2 separate regions of the Homo sapiens genome follow, and region 2 is linked to region 1. Evidence: read pairs that join two places in POLR2A ChIA-PET (ENCODE). Cell type or tissue: K562. All regions are shown on one strand. Links, peaks and the distances in the headings refer to the core of each region. The heading gives the core; the rest is flanking DNA. Region 1 holds the start of LOC101928543 (a long non-coding RNA gene). Region 2 has its middle 50 kb from the start of TCF3.

Evidence for each region. Peaks named below come from ENCODE experiments on the same cell type or tissue, not always from the same donor. Only the 100,000 strongest peaks of a DNase experiment are listed, where the experiment ranks them.
Region 2: POLR2A ChIA-PET joins it to region 1 with 5 read pairs; 6 of 35 experiments call an interaction of 5 or more read pairs at or near these places.

Annotation. Positions count from the first base shown.
Region 1 is chr19:1,771,526-1,774,439 of GRCh38, reverse strand. The region is part of intron 1 of ONECUT3 (one cut homeobox 3); the gene reads right to left. LOC101928543 (a long non-coding RNA gene) reads left to right here and starts at 90. Exons shown (of 5, transcript XR_007067085.1): 1 at 90-182; 2 at 273-404; 3 at 713-806; 4 at 900-997. In K562, for the core only: no CTCF peak of the experiment used is centred there; no DNase peak of the experiment used is centred there; H3K27me3 peaks cover 808 bases.
Region 2 is chr19:1,701,407-1,704,320 of GRCh38, reverse strand. No RefSeq gene overlaps it. Among named protein-coding and RNA genes, the nearest start is that of TCF3, 50 kb to the right of the region's middle. In K562, for the core only: no CTCF peak of the experiment used is centred there; no DNase peak of the experiment used is centred there; H3K27me3 peaks cover 982 bases.

The DNA.
Region 1 (2,914 bases), core at 244-2,743:
CTTTCTTTTCTTTTTTTTTTTTGCGGAGGGGAAGTCTTGCTATGTTGCCCAGGCTGGTCTCGAACGCCTGGCCTCAAGTGATCCTCTGGCCTCAGCCTCCCAAAGCACTGGGATTACAGGTGTGTGCCATGGCAACTGGCTGTGACAACCAAGCTCTACGAATGAGCAGCAGCGACACTCCTGTAAGGCCTGATACCCTTAGGGACCCTGTGAGTCCACAGCCCAATTCCGACATCTGAATCCCTGCCTCCTGCTCCTGCCCCTATCCACAGGCTGAGACCACCCAGACTTGGCCTCCCTCGAGCACCCAGTGGACCCTCTGGAGCGCAGAACATCTAAGAAAGAAGACTTTGGAGGAGGAGGGGAGAGTGCAGGGACCACCTCTTCCTCTCCCAGATGAGCAGGTCACCCTTCCTCTTGGTCAGCCCGCACAGATCACGGAGAGGGCTGAAGGAGGCTGCCCCATGGCCTGCAGACCAGACACTTGCAAAGGGGAGAAAAGCAAAGGCTCGGGGTGATGGGGCAGGGCTGAAGCCGAGTCCTGCTCTTCCTGCTCCAGCAGCGAAGTGAACCCCTCCCCTCAATGCAGTGGGTGTCAGTGGGTACAAAACACAGGCTTCCCCCACTAGGAGCTGGGCCACAAGTCAGATGGGCTCATTTGTGGCATCAGCTTGAAACTCCATCAGAATCTCAATTTCTCTCCTGCATCCAGACTGGGACTGTGGTGCTGAAGAGGCTGTCCTGCCCTTGTCTCCATCCCGGAGTTCCAGCTACTCTGTGACCCCCAGAAGTGGCCGGTGGTGCAGGTAGTACTAGTGGGTCTCTGCTCCCAGTCTCTTCTCTGTGCCAGCCGTCGTGGCCTACTGGAATGGCACAGAGAGCTTTTCTTTTCGTTGCAGAACAGCCTGGAACATGACATGCTAGATCAATGTCCATACACGTCCACAGAAATAAATGAATGTTCCTTCTGCCATGACTCATGTCTCGGGGACAACAGGTTCACCCGTCTAGGGTGTGAGCTGACGCACACTTCACTCCCTCTGACCTGGAATGTGTGGGGCTTCTAACTGCGGTTTCAGGTTTTATGATTAAATGCAAGTGATGCCTGTGGGTTACTGCACATTTTAGAAAAGCGTCTAACATGAAAAAGAGAGGGAGAGAGAGAGAGGGAGGGAGGCAGGAGGGGGGAGAACAATGGAGAAAAATGGTTTGGTGGGGGAGGAATAAACTCAGAAGGAACCGACAAGGCAGGCAAAGCTATAATTAATATTCCCAGAGGAGTAAGAGAAAAATATCGTATCCATGAAACAAGTACAGGATGCTGTTAAGTAAAAGGGACCATTAGAGAGTGAGGAAATGCTCTTAAAATGTGAATATATAACAGCCAGAGTAAAATAATTCCATGTAAGGACTGGAAGATAAAGTTAAGCAGATATTGGCCGGGCGCGGTGGCTCACGCCTGTAATCCCAGCACTTTGGGAGGCCGAGGCGGGCGGATCACGAGGTCAGGAGATCAAGACCATCCTGGCTAACACGGTGAAACCCTGTCTCTACTAAAAAAAAAAAAAAAAAAAAAAAATTAGCTGGACGTGGTGGTGCATGCCTGTAATCCCAGCTACTCGGGAGGCTGAGGCAGGAGAATTGCTTGAATCTGGGAGGCAGAAGTTGTGGTGAGCCAAGATCGTGCCATTGCATTTCAGCCTGGGCAACAAGAGTGAAACTCCATCTCAAAAAAAAAAAAAAAAAAAAAAAAGAGTAAAGCAGATATCCCAGAAAATGGAACACAAGCAGCTGCAAAGATGGGAAATGAAAGAGAATAAAAAGTTAGAGGATGAATTAAGATGAAGCAGGGTTGTCACCTGATCAAGAGACAGTTCAAAAATAGAGGAAGAGATGATCAAATAATGAAAAAAAATCTAGCGTTGAAAGATGAGTTTCCAGTTTAAATGTGGTCAGGTGCAGTGGCTCATGCCTGTAATCTCAGCATTTTGGGAGGCTGAGGCAGGAGGAACACTTGAGGCTGGGGGTTCAAGGCTACAGTGAGCATGATCTCACCACTGCACTCCAGCCTGGGTGACAGAGTAAGACTCTCTTTTAAAATAAATAATTTTTAAATATAAATAGGCCCACTGGGCATGGTGGCTCATTCTTGTAATCCCAGCACTTTGGGAGGCCAAGGTAGGTGGATCGCTTGAGGTCAGGAGTTCGAGACCAGCCTGGTCAACATGATGAAACTCTGTCTCCACAAAAAATACAAAAAAAATTAGCTGAGTGTGGTGGCAGGTGCTTGGAATCCCAGCTACTGGGGAGGCTGAGGCAGGAGAGTCGCTTGAACCCAGTAAGCAGAGGTGTGAGCTGAGATCACACCACTCACTCCAGCCTGGGCAACAGAGCGAGACTCCGTCTCAAAAATAAATAAATAAATAAATAAATAAATAAATAAATAAATAATAACTAAATAGGCTGGATGAAGTGGCTCATGCCTCTAATCCCAGCACTTTGGGAGGCTGAGGTGGGAGGATCACTTGAGCCCAAGAGGTTGAGAGCAGCTTGGAGAATATAGTGAGACCCCATTGCTACAAAAAATTTAAAATTAGCCAGGCATGGTGACTCACACCTGTGGTCCCAGTTATTCAGGATGCTGAGGTAGGAGGATCATTTGAGCCCAGAAGGTCAAGGCTGCAGTGAGTTATGATCATGATACTGCACTCCAGCCTGGATGACAGAGCGAGACCCCAGCTCTAAAAAAATGGGGGTGGGACATCAAGTCCTCAGCTCATTGAATGAAAAAGACACTCAAGCCTCGTTGTTGTGAAATTTCAGAGCACCAAGAATAAAGAGAAAATCCTAAAAAGCGCCTAGAGGAAAGCCAGATGTCATGCAAAGGATCAAGAATCCAAGCAGCTTTGGGTGT
Region 2 (2,914 bases), core at 223-2,722, 70 kb after region 1:
CATCCACCAACCATTTATTGATATTATTTATTAATATATTGATATTTACAAACAAATATATTTATGTTTATTTATTTATTTATTTATTTATTTAGAGATGGAGTCTTGCTCTGTCACCCAGGCTGGAGTGCAGTGGCATGATCTCGGCTCACTGCAAGCTCCACCTCCCGGGTTCACGCCATTCTCCTCCCAAGTAGCTGGGACTACAGGCACCCGCCACCACTCCCGGCTAATTTTTCTATTTTTAGTACAGATGGGGTTTCACCGTGTTAGCCTGAATGGTCTCAATCTCCTGACCTTGTGATCCGCCCACCTCAGCCTCCCAAAGTGCTGGGATTACAGGTGTGAGCCACCGTGCCCAGCCATGTATTTGTTTAAACACCTCTTTTCAACTATTTTGGACACAGATCTAGAAGTAGACTTGCTAGATGATATACCTTGATTTTTAAAATATAACAACTCCTGGGGCTGGGCACGGTGGCTCATGCCTGTAATCCCAGCACTTTGAGAGACTGAGGTGGGCGGAAGGCCGAGGCGAGTGGATCACGAGGTCAGGAGATTGAGACCATCCTGGCTAACACGGTGAAACCCCGTCTCTATTAAAAATACAAAAAATTAGCCAGGCATGGTGGCGGGCGCCTGTAGTCCCAGCTACTCGGGAGGCTGAGGCAGGAGAATGGCATGAACCTGGGAGGCGCAGCTTGCAGTGAGCTGAGATCACACCACTGCACTCCAGCCTGGGCGACAGAGCAAGACTCCGTCTAAAAATATATATATTTAAATATATGTATTTATATATATAAATACATATATTTATATATGAAATATACATTTATATATAAATACATATATTTATATATGAAATATACATTTATATATAAATACATATATTTATATATGAAATATATATTTATATATTATATAATTATATAAACTATATAATTTTTAATATATTTATTATATATAATTATATTATATATACTATATATAATATGTGATATACATAATATTATATATTATATATATATAACAACTCCCATTATTGGCATGGATGAGAGTAAATGAACAGGCTGATGTACAATGGAAGGATATGTATTTTATGAAGTTTCAGAGATAATTTGATAAAATGTATCAAAAGCCTTACTATTTGTTTTATGGTCTCTTGACAAGCAACTCCAGGATGAATTTGTCCTGAAGAAAAACTTCAGAGAGTGTAAGAGATTCATGTCCAAGGATGCTCATTGTTGCGCCTTTTCTTTTCTAAAAAAAATTTTCGGCCAGGTGCAGTGGCTCATGCCTGTAATCCCAGCACTTTGGGAGGCCGAGGTCAGGAGTTCGAGACCAGCCTGGCCAATATGGTGAAACCCCGTCTCTACAAAAATACAAAAATTAGCTGGGCATGGTGGCGAGCGCCTTTAATCCCATCTACTCGGGAGGCTGAGGCAGGAGAATCGCTTGAACCCGGGAGGCAGAGGTTGCAATGAGCCGAGATCATGCCACTGCACTCCAGCCTGGGCGAACAGAATGAGACTCCGTCTCAAAAAAAAAAAAAAAAACAAAACAAAACTTCTGGAGATGGGGCCTTGCTACGTTGGCCAGGGTGGTCTCGAACTCCTGAGCTCAAGCAATTCTCCCACCTTGGCCTCCCAAAGCGCTGTGATTATACGCATGAGCCACTGCGCCTGGCCTGTGGTGTCTTCTTCTCTTCTCTTCTCTTTTCTCTTCTCTTCTCTTCTCTTCTCTTCTCTTCTCTTCTCTTCTCTTCTCTTCTCTTCTCTTCTCTTCCTCTTCTTCTCTTCTCTTCTCTTCTCTTCTCTTCTCTTCTCTTCTCTTCTCTTCTCTTCTCTTCTCTTTAGATACAGGGTTTCCGTCTGTCGCCCAGACTGGAATGCGGTGGTGTGATCTCAGCTCACTGCAGCCTCAACCTCCAGGCTCAAGCGATCCTCCCGCTTCAACCTCCTGAGTAGCTGGGTTTATAGACAAGAGCCACTGTGCCTCGCCCAAGGTAACAAGTGAAAATTGTAGACATTTTGGAAAATACTGATACTGCAGCTGGATTTGAATTTCCACCCCACCTTCACTCAATTGTTCTTGCCATTTAAGTACAGTTTCCTAGTTATTTTGTTTGTTTTCTGTTTTTTTTTTTTTTTTGAGATGGAGTCTCGCTGTGTTGCCCAGGCTGGGGTGCAGTGGTGTGGTCTCGGCTCACTGCAACCTCCATCTCCCGGGTTCAAGCGATTCTCCTGCCTCAGCCTTCTGAGTAGCTGGAATTACAGGTGCACACCACCACGCCCAGCTAATTTTTGTATTTTTAGTAGAGACGGGGTTTCACCGTGTTGGCCAGGTTGGTCTTGAACAGACTGGTCTCGAACTCCTGACCTCAGGTGATCCACCCACCTAGGCCTCCCAAAGCGCCGGGATGACAGGTGTGAGCGACCGTGCCCAGCCCAGTTTCCTAGTTCTTGTACTGCAAGTGTCTTGGCCGTTAAGGGGCCCTTGCCTGTCTCCAGGAAATGGTGTTGTTTCCTCAAACTCACCCCCACTTTGCAGACGAGAGCCCTGAGGCTCCAGGGTCCCACTGTGAGGGACACTCCAACCTGGGAGGGTGTGACTCCCCCCGCACAGTGCTCTTTCCACCACCTGAGGCTGTGGATTCCGGCCGGGGGGCTGGGGAAAGGAGGGGAGACTGCTTTCATCTGCCCACTGGCGAGGGACCCCACCTCACAGCCGGTGAGGGGCCAACCAACCCGTGCCAGGAAGTGGGCCATGGCGGGAAGTCTGTGGGGCCGGGACCCGCCCGGAATACAGACGCAGCTGCAGCGTCGGAGTGGCCCAAATCGGATTCTCCGGGGAAATCTGAAGCCTCTGATGTGTGGGGAAGGTTCAAACTTGAACAAAGGCTGGGTGGACAGGA